Regions from separate parts of the Homo sapiens genome. Here region 1 is linked to region 2. Evidence: chromatin loops called from intact Hi-C (ENCODE). Cell type or tissue: HepG2. All regions are shown on one strand. Each heading gives the region's core, and the rest is flanking DNA. Links, peaks and the distances in the headings are about the cores only. Region 1 has its middle 26 kb from the start of TMPRSS11B. Region 2 holds the start of LOC105377267 (a long non-coding RNA gene).

Region 1 (8,344 bases), core at 299-8,298, 910 kb after region 2:
CTGGTGGATCACGAGGTCAGGAGATCGAGACCATCCTGGTTAACACAGTGAAACCCTGTCTCTACTAAAAATACAAAAAAATTTAGCCGGGCGTGGTGGCGGGCGCATGTAGTCCCAGCTACTCGGGTGGCTGAGGCAGGAGAATCGCTTGAACCCAGGAGGTGGAGGTTGCAGTGAGCCGAGATCGCGCCACTGCACTCCAGCCTGGGCAACAAAGTGAGACTCCATCTCAAAAAAAAAAAAATTGGTGGGCATGGTAGCACACGCCTGCAGTCCCAGCTACTCAGGAGGCTGAGACAGAAGAATTGCTTGAGTCCAGAAGGTGGAGGCTGCAGTAAGCTATGCAATGATTATGCCACTACACATCATCCTGGGCAACAAAACAAGACCCTGTCTCAAAAAAAAAAAAAAAAAAGAGAGAGAGAAAGAAAAGAGAGAAATTGTTTCCAAACTGTGATATTTGTAAAATTTATCAGAATTTGATAATTCTGTCAAAAATACAATGTCTTGAGCACCATTCCCAGACTCAAATACATTGGTCTGGGGGGCAGGAATTGGATTCTGCTTTTTAAATAATCATTTGCTGGTGGATTACTCTGTTAAACATGACCTGAAAAGTACATTTGACAGAAATCAATTGTTTCCAAAGAAGTTCTTGGGAGGTTTAGTATTTATGAATTTTCCTTCAAAAAAGGAGGGGTGGTGGCTGTCAGGCCTCTGAGCCCAAGCCCGCACGTATACATCCAGATGGCCTGAAGTAACTGAAGAATCACAAAAGTAGTGAAAATGGCCGGTTCCTGCCTTAGCTGATGACATTACCTTGTGAAATTCCTTCTCCTGGCTCAGAAGCTCCCCCACTGAGCACCTTGTGACCCCCGCCTCTGCCCACCAGAGAACAACCCCCTTTGACTGTAATTTTCCACTACCTACCCAAATCCTGTAAAACGGCCCCAGCCCTATCTCCCTTCACTGACTCCTTTTTCGGACTCAGCCCACCTGCACCCAGGTGAAATAAACAGCCTTGTTGCTCGCACAAAGCCTGTTTAGTGGTGTCTTCACACGGATGCGCGTGACAGTGGCAGTGAGACAAATGATTACATACTTGTGAGACATTATTTAGTGCCCAGTAAATGAACAGTTTACATAAGATAGGTGAACATTTGAGGAAAAAAGAGAATAGAGGGAGCAGATGTCTCAGGGGAAGGTGAAGGAATTATTAATCTCATCTTACCTTTGTTCTATACATGGAAGACAATTTAGCAGTCTTTTGAAGAGGCTGATTTCTGTTTAGTTAATTTATTACCTAGTATAATGCCTGTGTGACATAGCTGAACTTCTACCTCACTGTAACTTTCCTTATTTTTAGAAACAGGAAGGCATGCAGACAGAAGTTCCTCCTCAGGAGAATTGGTCAAAAACCAGTTAGAATCAAGATGGCTGACTGAGTGGCCGTAAATATATCTCAGACTTCATTATAATCCAATTTTCATGCTAAGTGACACTTCCAGCCGGGTCATGATAGTTAACAGTCGCCATGACAATGACCAGAAGAAACCATAAAAGAACAAGAACAAGGTTGGACTCTGGTTCTGATATCACTGCCCATTTCCAGAAAGGATATGAATATTCCTCCCCTCCCTTTTAATGTCCAAGCCTTTCCTTAAAGAGACTCTACATTTTAACTCCTCACCTCTCACTAGGTGAGAAGTTGATCTGTGAGCCATGTTCCTGTTTCTCCTTTCTTTGCTCCACTCGATGCTCATGTTTGGTTTTGTGTATTGGCTCTGCAATACCAAACAAGGAAAGATCCCACTTTTGGGACTACCAAGTTTATTGGGACTACTTAGGGAAGAAAACCTAATGACAGTTAGCAAGGGAAGGGTTATGATGAGGCATGACTGATCTCCCGTCCCATTATGGTTGTGAATGCAGGTTTTCTCTGTGGTTCCCTTTGTCAAGAGGAAATCCATTCAGTCAGTTGTGGGGGCTTAGAATTTTATTTTTATTTCTCAAGTCACAACCCTTTACTGACACAAAATTCTTTGAAATTTTTTCATAGAGAAAACTTACTAGTATGAAGGTGACTGTCATATATCTGGCATTCACCTACAATGGTAGTTGTGAAAAAGAACTATTACAGCCTAGCACAGCTCTGAGCAAATGTATTGAGATTCTTGTAAATCAGAATTTTGCTATATTCATATCTATATCATTCAAAAGTATACATAGCTTTGAAATGAGATTACCACCACGGCTGACAATGTAAGCTCAGTTTTGTTCTCTGTTGATAAATCTCTGATACACTGAAAAATTCTAGTTTAATATGGCTGTGTTAGAATAAGAAATATGTTTGGCAATCTGGTTCCAGGCACAAAACTCCTAAAACCCTTGGAATTTTCTGAGTGATAGAAGTTTCTTTTGTTATTCATAATGAGCTCCTTAGATTCCTGAGGCTGAGTAATTTCAGTGACCTTAGTACCCAGTTAGTACAGCACCAAAGTGTTTGTATCTTCCCTTTTCGCCTCCACTCATTTGTAAAGTACTATGCAAATACATATCAATAGTCAACCTTAACTTTCTTTGGTGAACAAATTCCGTATGGGCATATGGAGATGCCACTCCTGCAAAAACAAGTTTCTAGAATTCCCAGGAGAACTAAGAAAATAAAATACTACATTTTGGTTTGTTTGTTTTACTTTTTGGGGGAGTTTTGCAAAAATCAATTACAGAGTCAACTCAATTAGGTCAGTAAAATTCTTGTTAGGTGACATGTGGATCCAAAAGCATAGCAGCATAAATATATCAAGCAAATACCACCTACATTGTTTCTACCTCTATTTTGTGGAAGCTGAATCCTGGTAGTTCCAAAGAGTAGAATGACTGACAGCTAGCTGTTCCTTACAGTTCTGTCATTTTAGGCAGACACAGCCATCAATGAGCCATGACCTAGGAGGGACTATTTCTCAAAGAGCAGTAACATTCCTCTGTAGATGGCTGCTAGTCAAAACAGCAGCCCACATTTTCTTCCCTGTCTGCCCACAAGAGTTTTTTCAGTGGTTGCTAGTATTGCTTCCTTTTGCCTTCCCATCTCTATTTCTATGCACGCCTCTGACCGAAAAGACATTTATGTTCAATGACTTGAAAACCTTTTCAAAAAGTAATTTTGGTAGGCAAATGCCATAAATAAATTTTTTTTCTTTCTTCTTTTTTTTTTTGAGACGGAGTCTCGCTCTGTCGCCAGGCTGGAGTGCAGTGTCGCGATCTCGGCTCACTGAAACCTCCGCCTCCCGGGTTCAGATTCTACCGCCTCATCCTTAGTAGCTAGGACTACAGCTAATTTGTGTGTTTTTAGCAGAGACGGGGTTTCACCATGTTGGCCAGGATGACATTAAAAAGGTTTTCTTTAGTATGGATCTTTCTCACTTGTTTTAGAGTAACTGGAATTACTAGGGATAAAATCCAAAGAAAATTCTCAGCTCTTCACTTAAACACTGTGGTCATCTCCCTCTAAGTTCTTTGATTTTTTAATTTATTTTTTTCTGTCCTTACACACCATCTAGTGGACATGTGGGGTAATGACTAAAATGTAAGTGGTAAGAGCAAAAAGTCCTGAATCGTCAGTGAGCCAGTTTTTGAGTAATGAAATAATCCAAATAACTAAGCTTTTAAAACTGACTATTAGTTACTTAGTTTGGGTTAAAAAATGTTCCCTTTCTTTCCCAAATTTCATAATGAGAGCAATGCTGACATTTTAATCAACAATGAGAAATTTGTAACGAATGTAACACATCCTCTAATATTTTCTCAAGGTGCATCCTTTACTAAAGATGATAGTATATTGATTAATTGGTTTAAAAATAATGAGTTTAAATAAAATATTTTATCAGAAAAATAAAAACTGTAGACTTTTAGTTCACATGACTTTACTTATGGATTTGGACTTTTCAGTTAATGATGGAATATGTTAAGACATTGGGGGGACTGCTGGGAAGGCATGATTGGTTTTGAAATGTGAAAAGGACATGAGATTTGGGAGGGCACGGGGGCAGAATGATATAGTTAGGCTCTGTGTCCCTACCCAAATCTCGTCTCTAATTGTAATCCCATGATGTGGGAAGATCTGGTGGGAGGTGATTGGATCATGGGGGCAGTTTCCCCTATGCTGTTCTCATGATTGTGAGAGCGTTCTCACAAGATCTCATGGTTTAAAAGTGGGTTTCCCCTGCGTGCTCTGTCTCTCCTGACACCATGTAAGACATGTTTTGCTTCCCTTCCACCAGGATTGTAGTTTCCTCAGGCCACACCAGCCAGAAAGAACTGTGAGTCAATTAAACCTCTTTTCTTTATCTTGGGTAGTTCTTTATATCAGTGTGAAAATGGATGAATACAGAGAATTGGTACCAAGAGTGGGGTAATGCTATAAAGATATTTGAAAATGTGGAAGCAACTTTGGAACTGGGTAATGGGGAGAGATTGGAACAGTTTGGAGGGGCCAGAAGAAGACAGGAAGATGTGAGAAAGTCTGGAACTTCCTTGAGACTTGTTGAATGGTTTTAACCAAAATGTTGATAGTGATATGGATAATAAAGCCAAGGCTGAGGTGGTCTCAGATGGAGATGGCAAACTTATTGGGAACTGGAGCACAGGTCACACATGCTTTTTTTTTAGCAAAGAGACAGGTGGCATTTTGCCCCTGCCCTGGAGATCTGTGGAACTTTGAACTTGAGAGAGATGATTTAGGGTATCTGGCAGAAGAAACTTCCAAACAGCAAAGCATTCAAGATGTGGCCTGGTTGATTCTGAAAGTGTTCAGTCATGCGAGTTCACAAAGAGATGGTTTGAAATTGGAACTTCTTATGTTTAAAAGGGAAGCAGAGCATAAAGGTTTGAAAAATTTGCAGCCTGACCAAGAGGCAGCTAAGAAAAACCCATTTTCTGGGAAGGAATTCAAGCTGGCTGAAGACATTTGCATAAGTAACAAGGAGTTGAATGTTAAGAGCCAAGACAATGAGGAAAATATCTCCAGGGCATGTGAAAGATCTTCACAGCAGCCCCTTCCATCATAGGCCTGGAGGCCTAGGAAGGAAAAATGGTTTCATGTGAACTGGGCTCAGGGTCCCCCTGCTCTGTGCAGCCTTGGGACATGGCACCCTGCATGTCAGCTGCTCCAGCCATGTACAGCTTGGGCCATTGCTTCAGAGTGTGCAGGTCCCAAGCCTTGGTGGCTTCCATGTGATGTTGGGCCTTTGAGTGCACAGAAGACAAGAGTTGAGGTTTGGGAACCTCCACCTAGATTTCAGAAGATGCATGAAAACACCTGGATGTCCATGCATAAGTCCGTTGCAGTGGTGGAGGCCTCATAGAGAACCTCTACTAATACAATGCAGAGGGGAAACATGGGATTGGAACCCTCACACAGGGTCCCCACTGGGGCACTGTCTAGTGGAGGTGTGAGAAGAAGGCCACTGTCCTCTAGACCCCAGAATGGTAGATCCACTGACAGCTTGCATTGTGCATCTGGAAAAACCACAGGCACTCAACACCAGCCTGTGAAAGCAGGCACAGGAGCTGTACCCTGCAGAGCCACTCAAGGCCATGGGAGCTCACCCCTTGCACCAGTGTGCCCTGAATATGAAATATGGAGTCAAAGGAGATTTTGGAGCTTTAAGATTTAATTAGTGCAGAGTTGGGTTTCAGACTAGCGTGGGGCCTGTGGCCTCTTTGTTTTGACCAATTTATCCCATTTGGAATGGGAACATTTACCCAATGCCTGTATCCCCATTGTGTCTTACAAGTAACTAACTTGCTTTTGATTTTATAGGATTATAGGTGAAAGGGGCTTGCCTTGTCTCAGATGAGACTTTGGACTTGGACTTTCGAGTTAATGCTAGAATGAACTAAGACATGGGAGACTTTTGGGAAGGCATGATTGGTTTTGAAATGTGAGGACATGAGATTTGGTCAGGGGAACAGGGGCAGAATGATATGGTTTGGCTCTGTGTCCCCATCCAAATCTCATCTTAACTTGTAATCCCCACATGTCGAGGGAGGAACCTGGTGGGAGGTGATTGGATAATGGGGGCAGTTTCCCCATGCTGTTCTTGTGATAGTGATGGAGTTTTCATGAGATCTGATGGTTTAAAAGTGGCAGTTTCCCCTGCGTGCTCTCTCTCTCGTGACACCATGTAAGACGTGCCTTGCTTCCCCTTCTCCTTCCACCAAGATTGTATATTTCCTGAGGCCTCCCCAGTCATGTGGAACTATGAGTTAATTAAGCCCCTTTTCTTTATAAATTACTCAGTCTTGCATAGTTCTTTATAGTAGTGTGAAATGGACTAATACATACATTTATCTTTTAAAATAGTGCAACAGACCTTTCTGGAATCCTTTAGTCAATTACTCTTCCATATAACACAGAAACAAAGCAATGGTTAAGAGAAGTAGAAGTGAGAGATATCACATCTGAGTAAAATAAAATAAGGAAACAAAAGAAGAATTGAGAAGTCAAAGAAAATAAAAACTAATCTATATTTTTTATAGAAAGAATAAATTAACCTAGTAATTTTATAATGAATTACCTATATAATATGTTGTTCATGCTATATATTCATCTCAATTTGTACTATGTGTAATACACTATATGTACTATATGTACTATGTGTAATACACTATATGTACTATGTGTAATACACTATATGTACTATGTGTAATACACTACATGTACTATGTGTAATACACTATATGTACTATGTGTACACTATATGTACTATGTGTACTATATGTACTATGTTTAGTGGTACACTAAATAGGAATACAGAGCAGAATAGCATAAAGCAAAGCAGAAAGCATAAATATATCTTAAATATATTATTTATCGATCAGGAAAGATAAAATAATTAGTCGTTAACAACTCAGCGTATTGCAAACATAGCACCTGCTGAAGAAATCTAACAACAAAACTCTCCCAACCCAGAAGAAACCTCACAAGTAGTTATGGTTAATATAAACGTTAATCAGAGTACTTTGCATTATTAATGTAAGTACTGATTTGCAGTCATGAATATGTAATATAAATAGATAAATCTGCTCTTGGAGTCGACAAGCTAACCACTTTTTTTGCCAGCCTGTAGATGACAGTCATCATCAGACACCAATTTTGGAAAAACTGACTGACTTTTGACTGGGAGGAGTTCTGTACAGGGCCGATGGCCATGGCAGGCCAACATATGAGGGAGAAGCCAACACCACTGTGGAGCCTCTCTAATCATCAGGCAGTGGCTGGTGAATGTAGCTTCTTGTTTTCTTGAGTAAATTTATAAACTTGGCTCAAGTTCAGAGACATTGAGTATTAACCTAAACAGTATTCAACCCACCAGTTCTGTCTGTTGTACTAAAGGTAAAAGGCTAAATGTTAGAGTTAAATGAAATTCACAAATGACCTCATAATGGAAGAGCAGATAAAACATTTTGACTTGTTTTTATAAAAAAGATGTGGGTTTTTCTTGCCTGCTTCCCAGATAAAGTTGATTTATCAAGACAAGGGAATTGCAATAGAGAAAGAGTTTAATACACGTAGAGCCAGCTAAATGGGAGAGCAGAATTTTCTTATTACTCAAATCAGCCTCCCCTCAAATTCAGATGCTAGGGTTTTTTACAGATACTTTGGCAGGCAGGAACTAGGAAATGGGGAATGTTGATTAGTTGGGTCCTCTTGTGCTGAGTCAGTTCCTGGGTGGAGGCCACAAGATCAGATGAGCCAGTTTACCAGTCTGGGTTGTACCAGCTGATCTATCAGAACATAGGGTCTAAAAAAATATCTTGAACACCAATGTTCGGTTTTGCAGTAGTTATGTTATTCATAGGAACAACTGGGGAGGTTGTAGCCTCTAGCTGCATGACTTCTGAGTCATAATTTCTAATCTTGTGTCTCATTTGTTAGCTTTATGAAGGCAGTCTGGTCCCCCCAGCAAGAAGGCAATTTGTTTAGGGAAGCGCTGTTATCACCTTTGCTCCAAAGTTAAATTATAAACTAAATTCCTCCCAGAGTTAGTTTGGCCTATGCCCAAGAATGAACAAAGGCAGCTTGGAGGTTATAGGCAAGATGGAGTCAGTTAGATTAGATCTCTTTCACTGTCATAATTTTCTCACCATTATAGTCTTTTCAAAGGCTGTTGGCTCTCTTTGAATACACAATACATAATACTTATTATGTGTCTGGAAATTTAGATATATCTTTTTAACTTCGTCTTCACAATTTTCTATTTTTTAAAAACGAAAAATGAGACTCTGAGAGTTTAAGTAATTTGCCCAAGGTCATATAGAATGTAAACAACCCAACTCAAAT
Region 2 (8,344 bases), core at 312-8,311:
AGACATTTATGCAGCCAAAAGAAACATGAAAAAATGCTCATCATCACTGGCAATCAGAGAATGCAAATCAAAACCACAATGAGATACCATCTCACACCAGTTAGAATGGCGTTCATTAAAAAGTCAGGAAACAACAGGTGCTGGAGAGGATGTGGAGAAATAGGAACACTTTTACACTGTTGGTGGGACTGTAAACTAGTTCAACCATTGTGGAAGTCGGTGTGGTGATTCCTCAGGGATCTAGAACTAGAGATACCATTTGACCCAGCAATCCCATTACTGGGTATATACCCAAAGGATTATACATCCTGCTGCTATAAAGACACATGCACACGTATGTTTATTGCAGCACTATTCACAACAGCAAAGACTTGGAACCAAACCAAATGTCCAACAATGATAGACTGGATTAAGAAAATGAGGCACATATACACTATGGAATACTACGCAGCCATAAAAAATGATGAGTTCACGTCCTTTGTAGGGACATGGATAAAGCTGGAAACCATCATTCTCAGCAAACTATTGCAAGGACAAAAAACCAAACACCGCATGTTCTCACTCACAGGTGGAAATTGAACAGTGAAAACACATGGAAACAGGAAGGGGAACATCACACAGCGGTGTCTGTTGTGGGGTGGGGGAGAGGGGTGAGATAGCATTAGGAGATATACCTAATGTTAAATGAAAAGTTAATGGGTGCAGCACACCAACATGGTACATGTATACATATGTAACTAACCTGCACGTTTTGCACATGTACCCTAAAACTTAAAGTATAATAAAAAAACTTTAATTTGTAAATTGCAATTTCTGTGATGCACAATAAAGCAAAGGATAATAAAATGAAATATGCCTATGCATAACAACTTATGGAAATAAAATGTTAAGCTAGGCAGAGCTTACTGAATACAAAATTAATTAGAGGAAATCAATACATGTAATTTCAAAACATGTCTAAGGCTAAGGACATTTGAAGTGGGATCCTCTGAATATTAGTTCTGTGAAACAATCTATGTATTAGAATTCAGTGGAATACTTTAAACAATAATTTAGTGTCTATTATGACTGTTCCTTTGTTCATGTTTCTACATATTTCTCAAACATTTTTGGATTAAAATCATGTCTTGCATTTACCAGCTCTGATCACAACGGTGTATGAAAACTGCAAAGTAAAACAATTTTTATCAGTAAAGCAAAGAAATAAAAATAAGTCAAATAGATATATATCAGTAAAGTAAAAATTGTATCTCATGCGCCACAAGACCATAAGTCATTTAACTTTTTGTAATATTTTTTCAAGTTTTTGTGAAGTAATCAACTAAGAAATTAGAGAATTCTAGAAAATGTTTCAATTTAACCACCTCTGTGAAAATAATTCAAAGAGGACTTTCTGAAGATTTTTTTTTGAAATTTTTGATGAGAGAGAAAAGAATGATTAGCATCTTGTTTCAATAGAAATGGTATAACAGTCAAAATAACAATCAATGATTCTCAAAAATATGCGATGTAGATTTGGGCTATTTGGAGGAAATACAAAATATAATCTCCTTGTTAATGATGATCATTTGTAAGTTTATTACTGGTATTAAGGAAGTAGGTTACCTTACACTTAGAACAAATCTACTTTCTTTATGAAGAACAGCTATAACATTTTCTATAATAAAAACTCATTAACCTGCATATATGTGTCATAGACGATGTATGGCAACTTTAAAAAAAATTTATTTTGATAATTAAATTAAAAATAAAATAAGAATCTCTTACCTGATGCCTTACTCTAACACTCTTCCCAAAAATGATGGTCATAATCCTGAATCCAGAAGTGGAAGAAAACTGAAAGCATTGGATTTTTAATCTTTCCTGAAAGGTCATTCTGTCTGTTAGTCCTGTCATAGGCACAGGTACATAGGAAAGTGGAGCTGGAAGTTTCCCACAGCTTCGCTCCATCTTGCCTCTTAGAGAAGTTCTAGGTGTGAGCACAAAAGGGACTGGAAGCAACTCAGCCATCAGGTCTCCACGGGGAATCACAGGGTCTATAAGCGTTACATCGTAGTTGGTTTCCTGTAGCTTCTTCATAAGTGTTTGATTGTAGATAACGCTCTGACACATTATTTTTAAAGTTCCTCTTATTTCAACAAAAAAACATTTAATTTTATAACTGATTGCCAGGTTGTTAAGCCTGGCAAGACATTCAGAGCTAGGTCAACAAATATTTCATTTTTTTCTGTTTTATCCTGTGGCATATGGACCACCTCAAATTTCAGTGCAGAGGGCTTCCTGTAGTCAATTAACAAAGACTTTGAGTGAGTCAATACTGTTACCTCATGGCCCCTCACTATGATCTCCTCTAGAATGACCTTGACATTAAGCCAATGGCTCATGTCACAGGGCCACACCAGGACCTTCTCACAGAATTCACAACTAGCACAGAAGAGTTGCAGGAGCCGAAATACCAAAGCTGACTTCTCGGGCCTCATGATGACATTTCCCTCACACACTGATCTGCACTAGCTTTGTAGTTACTAAGCATGAAATTGAAATGACAATATAAGCACAGAAGTTAAAAATTAATATTTTAAGTGTAAATAAAGTTCATTGGTTGGTTGCCAGCTTCACATTTATTGAAGATATCAAAAAGAAATGCAATGTTGCAATGTATCAGGGAAAATTTGTTCCAACCTTCTAGAGCTTAGAAATAAAACACATAAAGATACTTTTATTATCTGGATTGATGATAAAGAAATTTTTTAAAATTCTTTAGATTTAATAATTCATGTGCAGAAACATATGCACACAACCACATTTACATTCATTCCACACTAAATCCAAGGTGTCAGATGGTTTAGAAGAACTCATGTTTCACATCCTTTGCTCACAAGGACAATACAAAGAATTACTGGGAATACACTTGGAGACTTTGGGTAACTATTTTCATTAATTCTATATACTAAGTGCAAAGTGTTCAGTATTTCAGAGGAGAAAAATGCACAATTGCTTTAATATCTGATAATTAATAAAAGCTTTAGTAAGACATTTGACTTAGGAGGTGAGATGAAAGCTTCATTAGGATTTATTGTTGCCAAAGGAAGCATTTCACAATCAATACAAGCATGACGAAAGTATAGGATATTTAAAAGTCATTCCAGTGAGTAGTGATCACAGAGAAAGTTCAGGGCAGGACGTTACAGAACAAAGTTAGTTTGAAATAGGAGAAATTAGTTTTAAATAAACAATTATTAGTCTGAATGATAATTTATAGGCAAATAATTACTTACTCAAGTTTTAAAGGACAGTCACAAGATCGAGCTTTTCCTTAGCAAGAAATTCTTGCATCTCAACATAGAGTGATATGTAAAGATAAGAGTTTAGAAACAGGGAAAATGATAAAAATTGTATATTAGTTACTGAGACATGTCAACCTTATGGAATAAAACATAAATTGTTAATAGTAAATGTGAGAAATTAATTTGAAATTTGTATTTACTGATAATATCTGAGACGGGAAAAAATGTATAGGAGAAAAGACATGGTTTTGGTTTCTGTGTTAATAAGCAGAAGGCTAATAATGACATTAGGTAAAATATTATCATTATGTTCTAATTATTCAACAACTCTATGTAGATGTAAACCAAAAATAAAATTTTAAGCATCCTCAACCACCTAAATGGACCCTTACTCTCAGCAAAGAGCATTTCAAACTTAATCTGAAAAACTGGTTCAGACAATGATGGGAAGTGGGGTGGTGGGATAGGACATGCCTCATTATACCCTCCTCGCTTTTTGAACTCAGGAAAATCTTACAAGCACTAACATCAACACAGACCTTAAAGACAATAGAACAGACTCATTACGTTTGATAAGAAACATTTACAATCTATATTCTCTCAAGCCTGTTGCCTGACCGCTTTATCTGCATGATAAAACCTTGGTATTCACAGCCCCTTATCTTAACCTAGACATTCTTGTCTATTAATTCTATATCTTTAGACAACAATATAACTCAACCAATTGCCAATAGAAAATCCTTGAATTAGCCTATGACCTGGAAGCCCCTGCTCCCAGTTGTCCTGCCTATTCAGACCATGTCAATGTATAACTTACCTGTATTGATTGATGACTAATGTCTCTCTAAATTGCATAAAACTAAGCTGTAGCCTGAGCGCCATGGGGAAATATTCTTAGGATCTCCTGAGTGTTATGTCACAGGCCATCATTGACTCATATTTGGCTCAGAATAAAACTCTTTAAATATTTTAAAATGTTTGACTCTTTTCATCAATAACAACTTGACATTTGAATATGTGGGGCCTCAGAGAAAACTCAGGACACCATAAAACATGCCTGAACTTGAAGCTAAGGTAGCAACAGAGGTCCACTGAAAGCCTCTCCAATTTTGAGCTTCTTCTTCGGTGGGACTGGTAAGTCTTCTTGAGCCCTGGACCTCCCTTTGGTTGATAGTCCTTGTTTTTTTCTGAATTTTTTTTTTCTCCTGGGAAGTTGTCTTTTAGAATCCTAATTATAGTTCAGGAGTACATTCTAAAGGGTCCTCTCCATTGCCTTTTCTCCCAAAGATAAGCTCAAATGGCTTGTCTGCACATTTGCATGAGGAGCCGAACTATTATTTTTGTAGATCAGTGAGAGATGAGAGACTGAGCTCCTCAGCACTGAGGAGAAAGGACATTTTGCTTCTCCAAGCGAAAGGGGCCTATTTGGAATGTCTGGGGTGTTAAACCTTCACGATGTATAGTGGCCAAACAGAGAACTCCCCCAACACAATGAGTTTAAAAAGCTCATCTAGCAAATGTATGTAAGAGCTGATCACTCAGTGTTTTGAGACCTCATGGAGGTGATAGACGTCTGGAGAGAGAACTAATGAGAACAGAAAATAAGGAACCAGTTAGGCAAATAGTTAGGACAAGGTTCTTGGTAGAAGCCCTCCCCCAAAAATAACAGTCTGGAGGAAATCAAGCTGCAAGCGCAGGTAAGGAAGAAAAGTCCAAAGCCTTTGTCTTCTGTGCAACCAGTGAGCTCTGTCTATTCACGATGGTCTTCAGTGAGCACATTCCTTTTCTTTTCTGACATACTCAGATAAAGGAACTTGCACAGGGTGCTTTCCTAAGACAGACCTGTAGCTGTATAGATAAGGAAAGTTACACAGAACCACACACGTCCGCAGTGACACAGAGTCAGTAAGCAAAATAAAACAACATGCAGTAACTCAGGCTAAGGACCTGCATGCACACTAGAGGGAAGAGGTGGAGCTAACAAGAATTTGTATGTATGCAAATAAGACATCCATTCCTAACCGGTTTTTCATGCCTTATGCACACGAAACACTCTGCCTCATTAGCTTTTATTTTTGTATAGAAAAGTCTGCATTCAACTGTGAATGCTTCCTCTTCATAGTAGACAGCTTTTCTCTTTCGCTTATTAAACTTCTCTTCCAACATTACCGTTGGTGTTCATGATCCTTAATTTTTTGGGTCTTGAGACAAAGAACTCCTGGTGATACTTCAAACAACAAGACTGCTCCAGTGACCCTAGGCTGCTTCACTGTAAAAACTAAAGTAGAAGTTCCTCTTCAAAGACTTTCCTCCCCATCTAATTAAGAATAAATAGTAAGTTCTCTTAGAAGCAAAATTTATTCAAAGACCAGTGCTGACATTTTTAAATATCTGCTAGCCATAATAAAGAAATCTATGTACTTTATGTTCTTAGCTCCTACAATGGAGCCTAAATATTTACTCTGGCATGCTTATACTGGTCAAAGCAAGCATTAGGATATAGTCTGTTCCTCTTCCTTATTTGAAGGTATTTTTTTTGGGGGGGTGAGGGATAGGTCATTTACTTTTTTCTTTTATATTTTTATATTTTTATTTTGTTTTTTAATTTTTTTATTATACTTTAAGTTCTAGGGTACATGTGCACAACGTGCAGGTTTGTTACATATGTATATATGTACCATGTTGGTGTGCTGCACCTGTTAGCTGCACCCATTAACTCCACATTTACATTAGGTATATCTCTTAATGCTACCACTCCCCCCTCCCCCCACTCCACTAACTACAGGCTCCAGTGTGTGATGGTCCCTGTGTCCAAGTGTTCTCCTTGTTCAATTCCCACCTATGTGTGAGAACATGAATTGTTCGGTTTTCTGTTCTTGCGATAGTTTGCTCAGAATGGTGTTTTCCAGCTTCATCCATGTCCCTGCAAATGACATGAACTCATTTTTTTATGGCTGCATAGTATTACATGGTGTATATGTGCCACATTTTCTTAACCCACTCTATCATTGATGAACATTTGAGTTGGTTCCAAGTCTTTGCTATTGTGAATAGTGCCACAATAAACATAAGTTTGCATGTGTCTTTAAAGCAGCATGATTTATAATCCTTTGGGTATATACCCAGTAATGGGATGGCTGGGTAAAATGGTATTTCTAGTTGTAGATCCCTGAGGAATTGCCACACTGTCTTCCACAATGGTTGAACTAGTTTACAGTCCCACCAATAGTGTGAAAGCATTCCTATTTCTCCACATCCTCTCCAGCACCTGTTGTTTCCTGACTTTAATGATTGCCTTTCTAACTGTTGTGAGATGGTATCTCATTGTGGTTTTTGATTTGCATTTCTCTGATGGCCAGTGATGATGAACATTTTTTCATGTGTCTGTTGGCTGCATAAATGTCTTCTTTTGAGAAGTGTCTGTTCAAGTGTCCTCTGCCCACTTTTTGATGGGGTGGTTTGATTTCTTCTTGTAAATTTGTTTAAGTTCTTTGGAGATTCTGGATACTAGCCCTTTGGCAGATGGGTAGATTGTGAAAATTTTCTCCCATTCTGTCAGTTGCCTGTTCACTCTGATGGTAGTTTCTTTTGCTGCACAGAAGCTGTTTAGTTTAATTAGATCCCATTTGTCAATGTTGGCTTTTGTTGCCATTGCTTTTGGTGTTTTAGTCATGAAGTCCTTGCCCATGCCTATGTCCTTATTGGTATTGCCTAGGTTTTCTTCTAGGGTTTTGATGGTTTTAGTTCTAACATTTAAGTCTTTAATCCACCTTGAGTTAATTTTTGTATGAGATGTAAGGAAGGGATCCTGTTTCAGCTTTCTACATATGGCTAGCCAGTTTTCCCAGCACCATTTATTAAATAGGGAATCCTTTCCCCATTTCTTGTTTTTGTCAGGCTTGCCAAAGATCAGATGGTTGTAGATATGTGGTATTACTTCTGGGGTTTTGTTCTGTTCTACTGGTCTTTATCTCTGTTTTGGTACCAGTACCATGTTGTTTTGGTTACTACAGTAGCCTTGTAGTATAGTTTGAAGTCAGGCAGTGTGATGCCTCCAGCTTTGTTCTTTTGGCTTAGGATTGTCTTGGCAATGCCGGCTCTTTTTTGCTTCCATGTGAACTTTAAAGTAGTTTTTTCCAATTCTGTGAAGAAAGTCATTGGTAGCTTGATGGGGATGGCATTGAATCTGTAAATTACTTTGGACAGTATGGCCATTTTCACAATATTGATTCTTCATATTCATGAGCACGGACTGTTCTTCCATTTGTGTCCTCTTTTATTTCATTGAGCAGTGGTTTGTAGTTCTCCTTGAAGAGGTCCTTCACATCCCTTGTAAGTTGGATTCCTAGGTATTTTATTCTCTTTGAAGCAATTGTGAATGGGAGTTCACTCATGATTTGACTCTCTGTTTGTCTGTTCTTTGTGTATATGAATGCTTGTGATTTTTGCCATTGATTTTGTATCTTGAGACTTTGCTGAAGTTGTTTATCAGCTTAAGGAGATTCTGAGCTGAAATGATGTGGTTTTCTAACTTTGCAATCATGTCATCTGCAAAAGGGACAATTTGACTTCCTGTTTTCTTAATAGAATACCCTTTATTTATTCCTCCTGCCTGATTGCCCTGGCCAGAACTTCCAACACAATGTTGAATAGGAGTGGTGAGAGAGGGCATCCCTGTCTTGTGCCAGTTTTCAAAGGGAATGCTTCCAGTTTTTTCCCATTCAGTACGATATTGGCTTTGGGTTTGTCATAAATAGCTATTATTTTGAGATACATCTCATCAATACCTAGTTTGTTGAGAGTTATTTGAAGATATTTTTAACCTTTCTCAACATTCAACAAATTACATCCTTCTTCCTTTGTTCTCCTTTGACTAAAGTTCTAAGTTGTTAGCCAATCAGGACAAATACAGAATGTGAGGTCCTATTCCTGCCAATAGAAATTGGACACAGCAGTAAGATGGACGCATCAAGTTATAAATGACCCTGTCTCCTTTGTTCAGTGTAATCTTGTGGCAAAACTGCTGGTGCGTTTACTCTTTCTGCAGAAAGTTAAAA

Evidence for each region. Hi-C counts contacts between places; a loop is a spot of excess contacts. Peaks named below come from ENCODE experiments on the same cell type or tissue, not always from the same donor. Only the 100,000 strongest peaks of a DNase experiment are listed, where the experiment ranks them.
Region 1: it touches region 2 in a loop (8-fold over the local background); 15 of 110 quality-filtered maps call a loop at or near these places.

What each region holds. Positions count from the first base shown.
Region 1 is chr4:68,267,189-68,275,532 of GRCh38, reverse strand. No RefSeq gene overlaps it. Among named protein-coding and RNA genes, the nearest start is that of TMPRSS11B, 26 kb to the right of the region's middle. RefSeq lists enhancers at 2,363-2,937, 2,938-3,513. In HepG2, for the core only: a CTCF peak has its summit at 3,574; a DNase peak (open chromatin) is centred at 3,572.
Region 2 is chr4:69,175,796-69,184,139 of GRCh38, reverse strand. LOC105377267 (a long non-coding RNA gene) reads right to left here and starts at 2,040. Exons shown (of 6, transcript NR_136191.1): 1 at 1,768-2,040. It also overlaps the pseudogene LOC642474. RefSeq lists a silencer at 4,682-4,882. In HepG2, for the core only: no CTCF peak of the experiment used is centred there; DNase peaks (open chromatin) are centred at 2,439 and 4,139.